Regions from separate parts of the Mus musculus genome. Here all the other regions are linked to region 3. A link is a loop called in an ENCODE intact Hi-C map of the cell type or tissue named here. Cell type or tissue: heart. All regions are shown on one strand. Links, peaks and the distances in the headings refer to the core of each region. The heading gives the core; the rest is flanking DNA. Region 1 holds the start of Metap2 (methionine aminopeptidase 2). Region 2 holds the start of Ndufa12 (NADH:ubiquinone oxidoreductase subunit A12). Region 3 holds the start of Nr2c1 (nuclear receptor subfamily 2, group C, member 1).

The links. Peaks named below come from ENCODE experiments on the same cell type or tissue, not always from the same donor. Only the 100,000 strongest peaks of a DNase experiment are listed, where the experiment ranks them.
Region 1: it touches region 3 in a loop (2.4-fold over the local background); 2 of 42 quality-filtered maps call a loop at or near these places.
Region 2: it touches region 3 in a loop (2.7-fold over the local background); 6 of 42 quality-filtered maps call a loop at or near these places.

What each region holds. Positions count from the first base shown.
Region 1 is chr10:93,886,695-93,892,745 of GRCm38, forward strand. It overlaps Metap2 (methionine aminopeptidase 2), which reads right to left and starts at 4,508. Exons shown (of 12, transcript NM_019648.3): 1 at 4,403-4,508; 2 at 2,844-3,580; 3 at 300-407. The coding sequence starts at 2,994. In heart, for the core only: no CTCF peak of the experiment used is centred there; a DNase peak (open chromatin) is centred at 3,117; H3K4me3 peaks cover 2,415 bases; H3K27ac peaks cover 2,414 bases.
Region 2 is chr10:94,195,679-94,201,729 of GRCm38, forward strand. It overlaps Ndufa12 (NADH:ubiquinone oxidoreductase subunit A12), which reads left to right and starts at 3,357. Exons shown (of 4, transcript NM_025551.4): 1 at 3,357-3,452; 2 at 4,272-4,354. The coding sequence starts at 3,367. Nr2c1 (nuclear receptor subfamily 2, group C, member 1) reads left to right here. Exons shown (of 14, transcript NM_011629.3): 14 at 1-1,536. In heart, for the core only: a CTCF peak has its summit at 3,620; a DNase peak (open chromatin) is centred at 3,313; H3K4me3 peaks cover 2,056 bases; H3K27ac peaks cover 1,422 bases.
Region 3 is chr10:94,145,138-94,151,188 of GRCm38, forward strand. It overlaps Nr2c1 (nuclear receptor subfamily 2, group C, member 1), which reads left to right and starts at 2,794. Exons shown (of 14, transcript NM_011629.3): 1 at 2,794-2,965. It overlaps Fgd6 (FYVE, RhoGEF and PH domain containing 6), which reads left to right. Exons shown (of 21, transcript NM_053072.3): 21 at 1-202. In heart, for the core only: a CTCF peak has its summit at 2,698; DNase peaks (open chromatin) are centred at 2,764 and 3,064; H3K4me3 peaks cover 1,900 bases; H3K27ac peaks cover 1,825 bases.

The DNA of each region.
Region 1 (6,051 bases), core at 1,759-4,258, 260 kb before region 3:
CATTTCCTTAATTAACGTCTTGTTTTCAGGGCTGGAGAGCCGGCTTAAGAGCACTTGATACTGCTACAGAGGACCCAGGTTTGGTTCTTAGCACCCACATCAGGCAGCTCAGAACTGCCTGTAACTGCAGTTCCAAGTATCCAACACCCTTCTGTGGTCTCTGAAGGTTAGGCTAGCATGAACACTGTGCACTACATGCCAGCACTTGCACAGACACATTAAAAGAAAATAATCTTTAAAAAAAACCATAAAAGTTGCCTTTTCTGTCTTTTGTAACAAGGCTGAGAACCAGTGCTTACCTTCATCGTCGTCATCTCTCTCCTTCTCCTCCAGTGCTTGGCTCTCCAGCTGTTTTGCTACTTCATCCACCAAGGCTCCGGATTCTTTATCAAGTTCTTGTTGCACTGCTGTTCAAACAAAACAGGACAATCAAATGATTCCCACGCCTGGATATTTTCTAATGATCCTGTACAGTTCACGGATCTTTTCACAATAAGCAGCATGAGAAACTAAACAGAAGCAGTAGCATTACTTGTTAAACCACAGAGAGAAACTTCCAGACCCAAGTAGTCCCGTCTACTCAGGTCATTCTAGAGAATTCTCCATTATATATGATAGCCCCTACAGGATAAACAGAAATGTAAGTTGATCCCTACCCTAAGCAATTTAACCTTAAAGAAGTTTTAAAAATTAGATGACAACAGATATTTTTATTTATTTATTTACTTATTTTTGGTTTTTCAAAACAGGGTTTCTCTATGCAGTCCTGGCTGTCCTGGAACTCACTCTGTAGTTGAGGCTGGCCTTGAACTCAGAAATTCGCCTGCCAGCCGGGCGTGGTGGCACACACCTTTAATCCCAGCACTCGGGAGGCAGAGGCAGGTGGATTTCTGAGTTCGAGGCCGGCCTGGTCTACAGAGTGAGTTCCAGGACAGCCAGGGCTACACAGAGAAACCCTGTCTCAAAAAAAAAGAAAAGAAAAAAAGAAATTCGCCTGCCTCTGCCTCCCAAGTGCTGGGATTAAAGATGTGCGCCACCACTGCCCAGCGACAACAAAATATGTATTGTGATTACTATACATATATACAAAATAGGCACTACAAGCTGAAGGCCATAGGAAGAAGAGATTACACACCAGCTGAACAACAACAACAATGACAACAACAAATCTAGATAGGGAAAGATAATCCATTACTAAAATGCAACATTGTAAATATCTAAACCACCCATCTGTTTGTTTGTTTGTTTGTTTGTTTTTCCGAGACAGGGTTTCTCTGTATAGTCCTGGCTGTCCTGGAACTCACTTTGTAGACCTGGCTGGCCTCGAACTCAGAAATCCGCCTGCCTCTGCCTCCCGAGTGCTGGGACTAAAGGCGTGCGCCACCACACCCAGCTAAGCCACCCATCTGTAGGAGCAGTATGCCCACACAGATAAATATATTAAATATACTCCAGCACATGCTGGCTACTAAAGAAGATTCCCACTGAGAAACAACTTAAAAATATTAAGAATAGGCCAGTGGATCTCTGTGAATTGGAAGCCAGCCCCCCCTCCCCACCCCCTGGCCCCACAGCCAAGGACGCATAGTAAAACCCTGTTCCAAAGAACTAAAACTGCCAGATAGAGTGCTGCACAACTTTGATGCTGTACTCTGGAGACACAGACAGGAGAATCTCTTAGTTCATAAGGCTAGCATGGTCTACTGAGAATCCCAACCACCACAGAGGAAGCCCTGTTTCAAAAACAAACAAACTAACAAACAAACCTATAAACCAATTGTCTGTTGCTCACCTTCAAGGGCAAACTGCAGAGTTCAGAATGTACTGCAAGCCCACCGAGCCACAACAGAATGCCCCTAGATTAAATTCTGCTCTAGGGAAGGCCTACAAAGATACGCCGACTCTTGCTTTTCACTCCCATCTAACCACCAAAATTCTTAAGTAGGCAGAAAAGTTCACACCACTTTCTCTTAATTCCAACTCCATTTTTCTCTCATCCTTTATCTGATGACCCTTAAATACAAAAAAAAAAAAAAAAGAAAAAACCAAACCCTGAGGTGGTTGTGAAACAAAAACGTCTCAAGATAAGACATGTTCCTGGTTAACGTGGTCCAACTGTAAACATGCGGCTGTGTCCTCGCCTTACCCACGGAACTAGGTTATTACTAGCTGGGGAAAATCCATTCATAATCGCAGACTACGCTGGCTGCACCGCATGCCAAGTGGCATCAAAATTCAGGCCTGCAAACCCTAAAGGTTGAGCATGCTGTGAGATTTTTGCACCACCACCCAACGGTCAGTGACAGGAGCTGTCTGTAAGGACAGAGACTCAGAGACGAACCCCCCCTAATCTGCAATCCAAAACTGAAGCCCTAGTATGCATGCGAATGACACAAGGGGAGGACGTACCGTCCCGGCAATCTGCTCCAATACCCAACCCCCAACCCTGGACCAAAATAGGTAGGTCCAGCAACCAGGCCGCAACTAGGGTCGGAAGGGATTCCGAGGCGGTGTCCAAAACCCGCGCCGAAGATGGTGGAGCTGAATCCTGTGCATGTTTCAGGTCCGTGCCACTGTCTGCGTGGGAGCTGAAATCGCGCCCCGGAGACCCTCGCTAGCGCTACCATTCGGGAAGCGGAGGCGCTCTCATCCCCTACACCCTCCCACCATTACCGAGGAGCCGTGGCACGGAAAGCTGGCCATGCCAGCCACTCCGCCAGGCCTGACGATTGAACGAGGGCCAGGGCTCCCTCCCGGTTCCCATCCCCCGGGCACCCCTGGCGGGCCTGAGCCAAGTCATTCGGCCATGCCGGGCAGGGACGGCGAAAGCACGACTCCTTTACCTGACACAGCCCCTTTGCCCTTCTTCTTCTTCCGTCTTTTCTTCTTGGCGGCTTCCTCGGCCGTGCTGGAGGTTCCCTCTTCCCTGTCGTCTGGATCCAGGTCGCCATTCAGGTGGCCCCCGAAGGACGCTGCCTGCTCCACGCCCGCCATGTTGCCCGAGAAAGAGAGAGGGAGAGAGAGAGAGAGAGAGGGAGCGAGAACGAGCGGCGAGGGCCCGCTCCTTCTTCACCCACCTCCACCAGCGACGCCGGAAGCCGCGCTCGATGGTCCGGACGCAGGGAATGCTGGGACGGCGGAGGACTCTGCAGCACGCGGTCTAAGTGCCCGCCCCCTCTCCTGGCTCAGCGCTTACTCTGACCCTAAGCTTCTGCACCCCCTGTGCGCATCTTCCCAGCCTGGGAAAAAGCAGGGGGGCTTCGCTCCAGAGTGCGCAGGAGATGCCACTAACACGAGGAATTTAGTGTTCCCTATTTAAAAAAAAAAATCCTACAGGCAGTGATGAGAGAGGGTTAAAATAATGTATTTATCACACACATTCTTGATGACTCAAAGACCGCGTTAAACTCACTGTCACAGCTCGCGGGGAAGCTGTCGAGAAGCGTGGGATAATTTTGGAAGCCGGAATTCCGCGTTTCGTATGCTGCACTCCAAACCTCCGATGGTTCAAGATAGGATCATCGCTTGGAGGCGGTTAATCCGTTTAATCCCAGCACTCCGCAGAGAAGCGGGAGAATCTCTGTAAATGCGAGGCCAATATGGTCTGCAGAGTGAGTTTCCAGGATTATTTAGAGACCCCGTCTCAAAATAAAAGGACACTACGTTCTCACGCGTCTCTTATTTTGAGACAAGTGCAGGTTCTGACCAATGGGAACAGGCCTTCCTCAATAATGCCAAAACACACACTCTTCTTAGTTTTCAGTCAGTTCTTCACTTTTAGATGCTTCAACAAAGTATGCTTGAATTCTGCCCATGTCTTTTCCCCTAGTGCTTCATCAGAGTCCCTTATTCAGATTGCAATTTTCTTTTCTTTTTAGACCATTGCCAAAGTAGATGGTGAGTAGCTATCTGGATAAACCAAGGAGTTATCATCAGTAAGGATCTTTGCCCAGCTAGAGAGTTCTGGTGTTTTCATTAGTTTTAAACTAGGTACCAAATTTCATTGATGTCAGAATAGCTTCGAAGGTTCTCTTTGTTAGCGGTTTCACTTTATACAGGCCTGACCACAGCTACATAAAATGGGGCCTGGGAGTGTGTAGCTCAGCGGTTGAGCACTTGTTCTAATGCTAAAGACCCTACATTAATCCCCAGCACTATAAAAACAGAAGCAAAGCCTAGTGGTGGTGCACACCTTTACTGAAAAAAGGGATCTTTAGGTCTGATGGTCTCTGTTCTAAAGGTAGAACGAAGATGGCAGAAGCTAGAGGTCATAGAGAAGTAGTAAGCTACTGCTGGTATCAATACCGATGAAAGTGTAGGCAAAGGCTATAACTGGGGACCAGGGACAAGAGGCTTGAAGACAGAAATATTTCTGAAGTATAATTAAGAGAATATAACTGACCTTGATCTTGGAGGCGGGGGAGAAGGTAAGAATGGCACCCAGGTTTCTGGCCCAGGAGGCTGTGGATGAGGTGGAGTCAAAGATAAACTGCCTACATCCAAAGGTTGAGATCCCTGCAGGGCATGCAGACAAAGATACCCAGTCATCCTGAGGAATGTTTACTAGAGATAGGGATGCTAGCAGCATTGGGCCCAAGTGTGGCAGAAGGCTTGAAAGTTCAGTGACCAAAGTACAAAGAAAACCAAGAGGACACTGGTGTTTGCAAGTTTGGGGGTTTGATTTGGGGGTGGGTATTGGAGATTCTGTCAAGGAGCACTGACTGCTCTTCTGAAGGTCCTGAGTTCAAATCCCAGCAAACACATAGCTTACAACCATCCATAATGAGATCTGATGCCCTCTTCTGGTGTGTCTGAAAACAGCTACACTAAACTTACATATAATAAATAGATTAATCTTTAAAAAAAACCTACTACAGAAAGGGTAGACGGCACAGTCTCAAAAGACGCTGTTGGTTTCTGGTCTTAGGAAGCCACTGATGCTTTAATAGGACAACTTTGTTAGGAGATACTAACAAAAGATATTAAAAAGAAATTGGAGTGCACTAAGGATCTGCTTTGAGGATGAAGAATCCCAAACCCATTCCACTAGGGAATTGTAATCCTCTCCTTAGGGTTCTGGAAAGGACTTTTCTTGAAATTAAACATATTTTCCTTGCCCTCTATAATATTTTTCCTATATTTTTTTGGCGGGGGAGGGGAGAGACAGTGGGAGTGTTTCAAGACAGCCCTGGCTGTCCTAGAACTCTCTCTGTAGACTAATAGCCTCAAACTCAAATATCTGCCTGCCTCTGCCTCCCAAGTGTTGGGATTAAAGGCAAGTACCACCACCAACAACTATTTTCTTTATCTTTACTGTATCTCATGACATCTCAAATTAGCTTTTATTTTACAATGTGTTATTAGCTTCTCTTTGCAACTGCAAGAGTAGTAAAATTCTTCTAACTCAGGATAGTCCCCTCAGATTTTGTCTTAATAGACTTTCTTCTTATCTTGTAACAAAGTTGTTCTTGTAAAAGCATACACTTAGTAGTGGAATTCTTCACCTTCCTCATGGTCTCTGTCTAGAGACTACAAACTAGACACGAGCTAGAGACATCCAGGAAGAGGAAACTTCAACTGAGAGCATGCATCCATCAGATTGGCCTGTAGGGAAGTCTACAGGCACATTGTCTTGATTAAATGATTAATGTGGAAGGGCCCAACCCACTGTAGGCAATTCTATCCCTTAACCAGGTGTTTCTGGTTGGTGGTATAAGAAAGGAAGCTGGGTAAAGTGTGATGGTTTGTGTACACTTGGCCCAGGGAGTGGCACAATTAGGTGTGGGTGGCCTTGTTGGAGTAGGTATGTCTGTGAGTGTGGGCTCTTTTCTTTTCTTTTCTTCTCTTTCCTCTTTTCTTTTTTTTTTTTTTTTTGTTTTTTGTTTCTTGTTTTTTGTTTTTTTTGTTTTGTTTTGTTTGGTTTGGTTTGGTTTGGTTTGGTTTTTTTGAGACAGGGTTGCTCTGCGTATCCCTGGCTGTCCTGGAACTCACTCTGTAGACCAGGCTGGCCTCGAATGGGTGTGGGCTTTAAGGCCCTCACTCTATCTGCCT
Region 2 (6,051 bases), core at 2,261-4,760, 51 kb after region 3:
CCCCTGAATTGCGTTCTCTTCCTGTTTAATTCCATTGAGCCAGAACATTAATAATTAAACACCTAAGCAGGGACTTCTTACATCTTACTTATCCATAATCATTTTAGTTACCAGGTCAAAGGTTATCTTATGCTCACTTATATAATGATAATATCAGAGCTATAGGAAGTAAGAAATGAATATATATATACATATATATATATATATGTATATGCTTTTATAAACATCAAGCATATAACACTCTCGTTGCTGGCAATGAGACACAAGCCATTTGTATTTTCTTTCATAGTGTAGTAGATTATTAGTTATAAGCACTTTTATTCATTGCGGTAGAAAATTAGTCTTGAGAATAAGATGGGGATCCTGTTTTAAATTTGGGGGTTTACTGTGTTTTAAACATAGTACAGACTGCCCCCAGGATGTATTAGTATTTTAGAATGGATACTAAAGTAGTTGCTTTTTTCATTCCACAGAAAGCATCTATCCTCTTCTCAGACGGGGGTTCAGCTTTTTCACCCTGCCCTGGCCTTTAGCCGTTTTTATTGGGTCCTTTTTAAAAAAACTCACCCAGTTTGCTAAGTAATGCAATTATCAAAGCCAATATGGTTCCAAGGTGAGTTAAATAATTCAAGCAATTGATAATTCATAAAGGCAAAAGACTCTGCACTGATTCTTTTCCCTGCAGAGCCGAGGAAGGCTGCTCTAACAACCTCAAGTTTCATTATTTGCTACAACCAAAGCATTTTAGACTCCTCAGTCTTCCACACCAATATGACAGGCATCAGTCGCTCTTTGTACTGATTTTATAATGGATTCCTTTAGTAAATCTGTTCATCTATTTGTTGATCTTCTCCCCCCATCTCTCCTCTTCCCTTTCTTCTTTCTCCCTCTCCCTCTCTCCGTCCTTCTTTTCCACATCTCTGTTTTGTTTTCTTGAGACAGGATCTTGCTACCCAGCCCAAGCTGAACTCAAGTTTGCCGTTATCTTCCTGCCTCCCACTCCCCGTTGCTGGGATTATAGACATGCACCACACGCTGGTATTTATTTTTCAAACACAGAGATTTTATTGCAGTTAGATTACATTCTTTATTATTAATAAAAAGTTTTGCTGAATTTTTCTATGGGGGGTGGTGGATTTTACTACTAACAGTAGTAACAAAAAGTTTAAAAGTGTAGTCTTGCAAATGTTACCAACTTACTAGGAGGGCTTTATTTCCTGTTTCATCCTGTCAACAGTTCTATTTATAAGAAGCTGCCAGGGAATAGTGCATAGAGCATAAAATGCTCACGCAGAAAGTCTCAGTAGGGCATGTGTAACCTGCATCCCAGCACATCTGTAGATGACGATGTCATATCACAGTGTCAAAATGTTGGCTCCTTTGATACCTTTATCATCTCAAGATAATAAGCCAAGGATTCACCAAAAAAAAAAAAGTGTCCTAATGGTTATTTCTTTGAGATATTTTTCCTGATGAAATTTGTAGTTACATTGGGAAGTCTTTTTAAAACTGTATTAAAATGTGACTTGCATTACAAATTTCTGTATCCTGTCAATGTATTTTATTTCAATGACCTATTTATTTGGTGATTGGATGCCCTCTGCGTCATAGGGCATCCCAGTGGGAGAGCTTGTGCTTAGGTTAGCATTTACAAGGCCCTAGGTTCAGTCTCCAGCAGTAGAAGGGAGAAAAATCATATAAGCATTTTAAGAACAAAAATAATGGCAAGATGGCTTAGAGGGTCAGAGCACTTTCTGTGGAAATGCAGCTATCTGAGTTCAGTCTCTTTCCTTTGTGCTCCCCACACACACATGGAGTTTAAGATTATATAAACAAAGAAAACCTGCATCGATTTGAATAAGTACATAAAGCATAGAGAATATGATTTAACTAGTTTACTGTTACATCTGTGTAACAGTACATTTACATGTACATATACATATAAAATGTAGTCAAGAAGCAAGAGCATCAAGTCTAGGTAATAGTTGGGAAGGGAGGAGGAAGGTGCAAACGGGGAAGGATATAGAAGGGGCTTCAAAACTATTGGCAGTATGTCAAGCATCAAGGTTTTGCGGTTAGCCACCCCAAACCTACCAGTTAGAAGTGTGCATTTTCACATGAATGTATAATACAGACAGAGGTGGTCAGGGACAACCTATCTCCATTCAGTCAGAACAGGGGTCTGGCAGAAATCATGGGTTTAAATCTCTGTAGTCACTGAGTATTAGTGGCTGTTAGCTGGGACTTGCAGTGGGACAGAATCTGGGCATGGCCAGAGTCTCTCTGTTCTGCTCCTTACTGCCTACTGGCTGTGTTCTAAGGGAAAGAGCTGGAGGCCAATTTGCCTTCTATCCTGCTATCAGAAGTCTCCTGTGACTCCCCTGCATTCTAGTCATCAAAAAACATACATATTGTGAGGAATATGTAAAGACACACAGGGCTTGGAAACAATATGCAAATAACGCAAAATATTTTTAAAATGAAATTAAGAATATTAGCTGCTCTTGCCAAGGACCTGGGTTTGATCTTAGCCTACCTTGCAAGCGTGAGAAAAGAAGTTACAGCTCAGAGCCCATGTAGAAAATTCGGGTATGGTGGCACCTTTGTAGACTCAGTTCCAGGGATGTGGAGGCAGGTGTATTCCCGAGGTTCGCAATCTGGCCAGCCTTGTCGACTTGACACTTAACTATTTTTAATCTTTAATTTTATTAATCCTAGTTTCTTCTTTCTTTTCTTTTCTTTTTCTTTTTTATGGCTAGGGGTTTGCCAGTATTGTTTATTTATTTTATTATTTTGTAAAGCACTAACTCTGTGATGAAGTCTACCTAGTGTCTGTGCTTACACCTTGCAACAATAAAATAACAAATCCTTCAGGTATTTTACTTAATCTTATTCTTTGCAATTCTTCATCACTCATCTACCAGCATACCGACGCTTAATGAATTCAAAATCATACGCACTCTGTATTAAATGTACAATACCGCTGTGGGGTCAGTAATGCATTTCTTAGCTTCTAGTGCTATAAGGAATTTTTGGAATGTGCGTCATCGTTGTCTGGAGGAAGAAACTTATTTCGACAGGAGAAACTCCCATCTGGGAAAGCTTTGCTTGGCGTACTTCTCCCCGCAGGGTCGCTTTCTGGGTACAGCCTCCGAAAACATTAATTTCACCTTTAGGAAGACACCAACCTGTACTGTAAAACCCCAGATAATCCTCCCTGCGCGACCTCCAGCTCTGCGCCTGCGTAGAACGACCTCCGCGGCCGGTTGACGAGCAGGAACCTCCAAACGGTGGCGCCTTGAGTATCTCGTCTTCCGCCCGGCGGGTTTTACCCGAACACGGAAGGGGCGGACCATGCAGATGAGAATGGAGCTGGTGGAGGTCCTGAAGCGCGGCGTGCAGCAGGTCACCGGCCACGGCGGCCTGCGGGGCCTCCTACGGGTTTTCTTCAGGTAGGAGGCCAGGGCTAGACCCTGGGTCTCTGGGGACGCACCTCCGCTGGCTGCTTTCCTGGAAAGGAGCTCAGATTAGATCACTTTGGAGGTCCAGGGATCCGGTCAAGGACAAGTTCAGTCCCAAGAGTTGAGTTCCTTGGACTGAGACGTCTCTGGGCCCTACTCAGCCCCTAGTGGCGGAGCTGTGACGCAGGTGCTAGGGTAGCCGGGATGCTCCGGGCTCGAGTCCTGGGGTGTAATGAGGCTTAGCATAGCAACCCCTCTACCCCTCACGGTGACCTTGGGCAAGTTTTCCTCTGCACTGTGTACAGTAAGAAGTTGAAGGTGGCGATCATGCTAGTCCCGATTAGCCCCATAAATCGCAGCAAATCCGGAGGACCAGTGAATAATCCAGGGGACACTCGTAATACGAAGATGATGAAGTACTTTGACTGCCTGAAGGTTTTGCTAACTTAGTGTCTCAGGGTGCACGTATCTACATACGTGGACCGTAGCTGGAAAGTAGTGTTTTATATGCAATCTAAGCACATCAGTTGTTTGGTTGATTACCCCCCCCACACACACACACCTGTCTGCATGCTGCTGGGACAACACAGGAGACTCCAGAGCTCTTTGCCAGAAAGTTAATTCGTGAGCGTTGAGTGGCAAGAGCCTTCGGCTGAAGGCTAGAGGTGTACAAGCAGCGAGCATCCCCCGTAGCATCTCGTTCTTGTGTCGATGCAGAAACAGTCGGTGGTACGGTCTGTTTCTGGGTTTGTCTTGAACAGTGTGAATCATTCTGAGATGCCTTTTTTTTCCTCTGTGTACTTCTTAAAGGGCAAATGATATAAGGATTGGTACACTGGTGGGAGAAGACAAATATGGAAATAAATACTACGAAGACAACAAGCAATTTTTTGGTGAGTGCAGTATTTTCTTTTTCTTTTATTTTTTTAAGATTTATTTTATTATTATATGTAAGTACACTGTAGCTGTCTTCAGACACCCCTGAAGAGGGTGTCAGATCTTGTTACAAATGGTTGTGAGCCACCATGTGGTTGCTGGGGTTTGAACTCAGGACCTCTGGAAGAGCAGTCGGTGCTCTTAACCGCTGAGCCATCTCTCCAGCCCAGTATTTATAGATTTTGTGTGTGTGTGTGTGTGTGTGTGTGTGTGTGTGTGTGTGTGTGTGTGTGTATAAATGGATGGGGTTAGGATTCAGAGTCTAGTTTTGACATCATGCATGAACAGATACTAAGTGACTTGGAACGGAAAACTCAATAGGAAATTTAAAACGTGGGCAGAGGGGATGGCTCAGCCAGTTTGGGCACCTGCCACCATACATAGTGACCTGAAGTACACCCTTCAACGACCCCAGACCTCATCTTTCAGGTGAAGAAGCCAAGCCATCTATCACCTCATACTATTCTGTAGAGGTGTGTAAGCCAGACTTATGTGGCTGCAAGTTGGTGCCCCAGACGTTTGCATCTTATTCTGTAACATTTTCTTTTTTTTTTTTTTTTTTTTTTTTTTTTTTTTTTTTTTTTTGAGACAGGGTTTCTCTGTGTAGCCCTGGCTGTCCTGGAACTCACTCTGTAGACCAGGCTGGCCTCGAACTCAGAAATCCGCCTGCCTCTGCCTCCCAAGTGCTGGGACTAAAGGCGTGCACCACCACCGCCCGGCCAACCATAACATTTTAAACACAAACCACAGAACTTTAAGCTTTGGTCAGATTTTAAGTAATCTGAGCTGGAGCATCGTGGCTCCTGTGGTCCAAGTACTCTGAAGGCAGGGGCAAGAGAATTGCCAAAGGTCTGAGGCTAGCCAGGATAGCCTGGACTGCATAGAAACCCTATCAAACAAAACCCCAAAAACAGGTTTTCATAGATGACGCAGCCAAACCTTGAGGAAATGTCTTCGCCAAAGAGACTTGATCATATGACAGAAATGGCAACAGAGCCCCAGGGAGATATTCTTTCTACTCAGTATTTTGTTGTTAGGAATTAAAGTAACTTTCCTTCTCCCTCTTCTTTCTTCTCGTCTCACACTAAAATATAAGTACCTTTATTTTTGCTAATTGTTAGAATGATAGGTAGTATTGAAAATATTAAAATTTGTCATATAAAATAAAGAGTGAAAGCTGAGGTGAGAATATCAAGTGGTTCGGTGACCGGGAACTGTCCTTGTCGGCCCTAGGTTCAGGGATAAAAAGAAAAGGAGAGAACGTAGGAAGCGCCTTCTGTTGTGACTTTATTATTATTTTCTTTCTAGAAGGTTTTAATCACATGTACTTAAATGTGTTTTCATGCGTGGCTGTTTGAGTGCCGGGGTGCACGTGTGTCAGAGAACAACATGTGGGAGTCAGTTCTCTCCTTCCATAGTATAGGATGCAGGGATTGAACTCAGGCCCTCACACTTAGCCACAAGCCCCTTTACCTGCGGCCATCTCACTGGCCCCTGTAATTTTACTTGTATTTTAATACTGCGACTTATGCATGTTTTAAAGGCTTGAATGAGGGCCAGAGAGACAACTCTGTGATTAAGAGCTCTGGCTGCTCTTGCAGAGCCTTGGGTTCAGTTCATAGCACCCACCTGGCAGCTCACAGCTCTCTGGAAC
Region 3 (6,051 bases), core at 1,494-3,993:
GAGCAATTTGCTGCATGTAAAAACCGATTTCAGAAAAGAAATTAATCACTTTTAATGTTTTTCACAAAATACCTTTTTTTTACATAAAGTGATAATGGTTTGTATCTTACTGTTCATAAGATCATTTATAAATAAAAATAGCATTGTAAATAATGTTAATATGTATTATAATTCATACAAAATAAATGTACTGTAATATCTACTGCTGGTGTGAAGTCCTTTATTATAGAGGTTTTGGTTTGTACTGATTGTTGATACTGTGTAGTCCAAGGTGGCTGGCCTTCAGTGTTCACACTCTCTACATCAGCCTCCTTAGTAAATGGGACTGTAGGCATGTGCCACCCAGCCCCACTTTGACAAGGTCTTCTAAGCCATACCCTTTAGATGAACCTCACTGGCCCCCTTTTTCTAGACTGTGACCAAAAGAAACATGTCACCTAGAGCAATCCTCTAAAAGTGGCTTCTGTTTCCAGACTGGTTTATTCACATAGTTCCTTGTGAGACAGGGTCTTGCCCTGTTGTCCAGGCTCACCAAATATCCATAACAACCTTCCTGCCGTGGCCTCCCAAGTACCAGCACTGCAAGCGTGAGCCACTGCGTCCCAGTTTTAATAAAGTAACTTCTTGTGACTTAAGTCCATGAACTGGAGGTGAGTGGTAACCATGGTAACCACAGCATCCCTTTGGGCATGTGCACTGAGAACTGAGAAGAAAGAAAACATCTGGAGTACCCTTCTCCCTCGAATCCGGCGTACTTTCATCATGTTCACCTTTGAGACGAGCTTGAGGTTATTGGAAAGGCTGCATTATGGGCAAACCAAGCAATGCTAAAAGGTAGAGGTAGACTTTCAGAGAACTAAGCATGAAACAGTTCCCAATGGTAGGGAAGGTTGCAAGTCCTTTTTCTATGTCTAAATACTTAATTCCAAAGAGAAATAGTAATATTTTCTTAGAGGTGCAGTCCAGGCTAGCTTCAAACTGACTGAGCTCCGGTTCCTCCAGCCTTTCTTCTCAAGTGCTAAGATTATAGGCCCGAGGCTGTGGGGCCATAAGGGACAATTAATTATTCGACCTAGCACAAAAAGAGTTTTGATATCCCCCCCCCCAAAAAAATACCTTAGGTTTCTGCCCTGAATCTGGCTGCTTTTCTACAGTGTTTATCTTGATGCAAAGGAAGTTTCTAGATCACCACATAGTACCTGATGTACAGACCAGAGTTTCCTGCCACAGGTGACCTTTCGTTTTGCAGATCTTTATTGACCAGCAGGAACTGTTAACTATCTGGGGACACATCGTCTAGCAAAATGGACAAAAAAAACCCAGCCCTTAGGAACATAAGGTACACAGCAGTGATTGTGTTCTTGCTTTTGATAAAGACAGTCAAGTAAAATTTGACACGACTTTGCCTCAGCCTGTTCTCATATTGCTGGGAAGTTCTATGGGATTGGGCTCTAGGCAGACAGTGTTATCACTCTGCTCAGGCAGGGGGAAGTTTCCCCAAATCGTGATGTTACAGCTCTTCTGGAAAAGGTAGCCTGGCCACCATGAGCCAAGGAATACCACAGAGTCACATCCACACCACACAAGAAACCTCCCACGAGATTTGCTGGAAGGAAAAAAAAAAAAAACAGGAAAATGGCTGCCTCTTCAAGAAACTTCAGGGAACTGGGCAGAAAAATGGACTTTATATAGGGTTTCTTGGAGTGTGGGGTTTTCCAGGGTGGCCTGCGATGGGAGGATTATGTGGCTTGATCTTGGCCAAAGCTTTGAGGGTTGGTGGGATTCTGTGATCAGACTCTGGGACAAGGTCTTGGGCTTGGGTCAAGTCAGGGTCAGGGTGTTCTTTCCTGGGCCCTGTTATCCTACACAGACTCCTTAGCACTGGTGAACTAATCTAAGAGAGTGCCCACAACAAAGTCCAGTTTTCCAGACATTAAAGACACCTAACCCAGACCCATTCGGTTGTTTATTATTTCTCAAACCAAAACTTCCTTTAAGGGGCAAGAGAGATGGCTCAGCTGTTAAAGAGCATTGGCTGCTCTTGTAGAGGGCCCAGGTTCAATTCCGAGTACCTGCATGGCTACTCAAAACGATCTGTAAGTTCACATCTAGAGGATCTGATGGCCTCCACCTAGACTAGGTACACCTAGATGCATAGATGCAGGTAAAACGCCCGTATTAATGAAATTTAAAAACAAAACAAACCGCTACAGCACTGGAGAGGGAGGCAGGAGAATCACTAGTTAAAAGACTAGTCTGGGTTCTGACAGGCCAGGTCTCAAAAGACTTGTCTTTTTCTTTCCTTCCTTCTTTCTTTCTTCCTTCCTGCCTTCCTCCCTTCCTTTCAAGAGTTTTACTCTTAGTGTGTAGGGTGTTCGGCCTGCACATATGTTTGTGCACAGAAGAGGGCACCAAATCCAATGGAACTGAAGTTACAGAAGATGACCACAGACCAGGTGGGTGTTAGGAATCAAGCCAAGTTCTCTGGAGGAACCACAAGTCCTCTTAACCATTGAGCCATCTCTCCAGCCCTCGGTCGTCCTTGATTTCCAATTACGTGTGTTTGGGTATGTGCACTTGGGTGCGCGTGCCCGCGGAGGCCAGACACCAGAGTTGCAGGTATTGGAAGAACTTGATGCTATCTATCATCCTCACAGGGCATCGGGTGGACACGCAGCTGCGGCGGCGCTCTCCCTCCACACCTACAGGGGGCAATCGACTTCCAGAACCGCCGCTGGACTCCGGGGCCCTCGGCTTCGCCCAGGGAACGTCACCACCGCCGGCCGCTTCTCCACCGCGCTAATGCGCAGGCGCCAAGAGCACCACGCACCGCCAAGCCGAGGGTGGGGTCACGAACTCTGACCCCCACCCCCAAAACACAAACTCAGAAAGCTCCCCTGTCCCCTTGGCCTCGGGTCCCCTCGCCTCTGCTCTCTCCAGCCCAGCGGCCGCCGCGGCGGGAGGGGTAAGTCGGGTGCGGGGCGGCCCAACCGCCGAGCGTCGTGGCCCGAGCGCCCGTGTCCCTGAGTGTCCCAGCTCCCGGTTACCGGAGAGCCGGACATTAGCGGATTGCCCAAAGCCTTGGGAGGCCGGGCCGGGCCGGTGACCTTTCACCTAAAGGGAACGCTTCCGTCTCGGCGCCGCTTCCCCCGCCCCGGGGCTGCGCGCGTGGTGGGTGCAGGGCAGGGAGCTGCGGGGCGCAGGACCGGAGGGACCATGTACCCCGGGGCTACGGGATGACACCTCCTCCGGCTCAGGATTCTGCTTGCATGAGAGGACCAGCATCCGCTGTGGCTGTTTCTCTGAGGGAAGGTGGCCTAGGGCTATCTCATGCACTGGGCACATCAAAGCTTCCAGTAGCTCTTTTGTTAGGAGCACTGCCTGAGTTTCTGCAGACAACATCTCATGATGTGCAGATATTGCCAGGCTGTCCCCTACCCCTGAGTTAAGCAGGTCAGCCAAAGCTGGAAAGGACAAGCAAAAGAGACTTGAAGTTAAATCCGTTTAGGGCTTTTTTTTCCACCGCTTGGAAGTTGTTAGTGTGTCTTAGACTTCAAGGAAGGGGTTGTTCTTTGTTTTTAAAACAGTGTCTGCTTGTTTACCGGGTTGAGTAATTGTCTCTAAACTTTACGTGTCTACTTTGGTAAATTTGGAAAGAGATTATTGATCTGTTCTAATCAAACAGCAAACATGAAAAAGGAAATCGTTTGGGGAGGGTGTCTTGGGAGTTGTAGTTTGGTGGGACAGAAATGCAAGTACATTAGAGAAGATTCCAGGAAGGGAAGAAAAAGTGGGAGTTTATTGTGGACCATTTAACATTGAGAAAGAACAGAAAGCCTGGATGACCTGCAGGAAGGAGCCAGGCTGGTGACACATGCCTGTAATCCCAGTACTCAGGAGGCTAAAGCAAAGCAGGAAAGGTCACCTGGAGTTCTTGTGGAGACTGGCTTGGAAATCATGTATCCAAACCCCAGAAGATGTATAGAAGATAAAGGAAAGGTCTTACGTCCTTTGTATCAACATGGCCAGTAACCTTTTGGTGTGCATCTTGAACCTTTGGATACAGTGTAAGTTTTCCAATTGCAATCATTCCAAAGACCTATTAGTCTAAGGGTGGCAGTAACCACAATTCCCGTTTCCAAGTTAGACCTTCTGTACAGTTCTAGCCTGTAGGACACCCTTTATAGCCTCCTAACTCTGGTTTCAAAGGTCGTTTTAATGTTGCTTCTATTGTCATTAAAGAAGATACTTGATGCTTGTATCCATTACAAACTAAACATATGGTGACAATAAATTTAACCAATTTCATGATTTCATCATTCTGTGTAACGCTTTCAAGGTGAAAGGTTTTCAAGGGGACCATACAAGGCAGCAAAGCCTAAATATCTTCTGAGGGTGTGGTGAAGTGTGTAATTCCTATCCCGGTGATAGCAAAGACCAACCTCATACAAAAAGTAGCACTATAAGATCCTCTGTGCACAGGCACGCGCACACACACACACACACACGTACCCTTTCAAAACCATCTCCAGAAAAATGGACCTCTGTTTGAAAGTTTTAAGAGTTAATCGAAACCATAGACGTCTGTCCTTAAATCCCAGTTAACTCTTCCTGTACACTGTATACAGCGGATCATCCAGAAATAGTGGGTAGAATGGAATTTGAGCTGGGTCTCAGAGGTCAGGCACAAGTGTGGTAGGAAATGGTATATGCTACAGAAGCACCGTTTGTGTTTTGTGTGATAAACTGCTAATAGTTTACCCCTGGGATTCCTAAGTGGGGAATTCCTTGGACTGACTGTATGCTTGGTAAACCTTGATATTTAACATATAGCATTGAGGTATAAAAGAATATGAACTTGTGACTTTCTGGGGAGGGTAATCTCCACCAGGTTTAATGATTTCTGGGTATGGGTGTTTTGCCTGTGTGTATATCTGTGTACCACAAGGGTACTGTGCTCTCCGGGGCCAGAGGAGGGTTTCAGATCCTCTGGAACTAGAGATACAGGGGGTAGAGAGCCAACATATGGGTGGAGGAATGGAATTTAGGTTCTTAACCCTTGAACCATCTTTCCTGCCTAAGGAGGTCATTTTCAATTATAAAGTCATCTCTACTGTAAACATCTCCAAAGAACCAGTTTTTGCCCTGCTTTTCCATGTTAGCTATTTTAATAAGACTTTCAATTTTATCTTTTAACATAAATATATTCCAGTCACTTCCTCGAAGCAACATGTTTACATCATTGAATATTTCAAAAACTATCTGACAAGTAACAGTTTTGAGTGCCATAAATCATTATTTAAAAAAAAAAAACAAAAAACCCAAAATCAAAACTAACCAAATCGGGTTTCTGTTCCACCAAGATCTTTCGCAACCTTCCAACTTGAGTGTCCTGCGAGCCACCTCTGCATGCTGAGGGGCTCTGTAAGCTGAGTCTGTTTGCCGGGGTAGGGAAACAGAGCGAAGAGAATGGCTTTTTGATGAACAGTCCTGCCAAACACAACTGCCTTGAGACTTTCTGGCCACGGGTGCCTCCTGATGGATCACTGAGTGAAAGGACATTTGTTTCTGCAAACTTTGAATTCTGTCACAGGCCAACATCCTCTCGTACAATTTCTGCATCAACATCTATGCAGAATCTTAAGGAGACCTTTTAGCTGTGAGTCTCCATTTGTTAAAAAAAAACAAAACAAAATCCACTGATGTTAAGGTTAATATCTTCCCAGCTTGTGTTCCCTCCCCACTGGGCAACAAAGCAGTTTTTCAGATATGCTTCCTTCCTTCCTATACACATATCTCAAAGCAACAACGGTACTGCAATAGGAATACTAGTTGTGGCATCTCCATGAATTACTTCCCTTAAACCTGCTGAGAAAGTGATGGGACTGGTCGCATTAGTTCTGGAGATTCTGTCGGAGGGAGCGCCCTTTAATAAAGAAACCTGAAGAATTCCATCACCAGCCTGGTTCTTTTAGCGGGGGTTATTAACTCCCCTCTCCCATGAGCCACTGCTAACATTTTAATGGTAACACACATACCCCCTGTATGCAC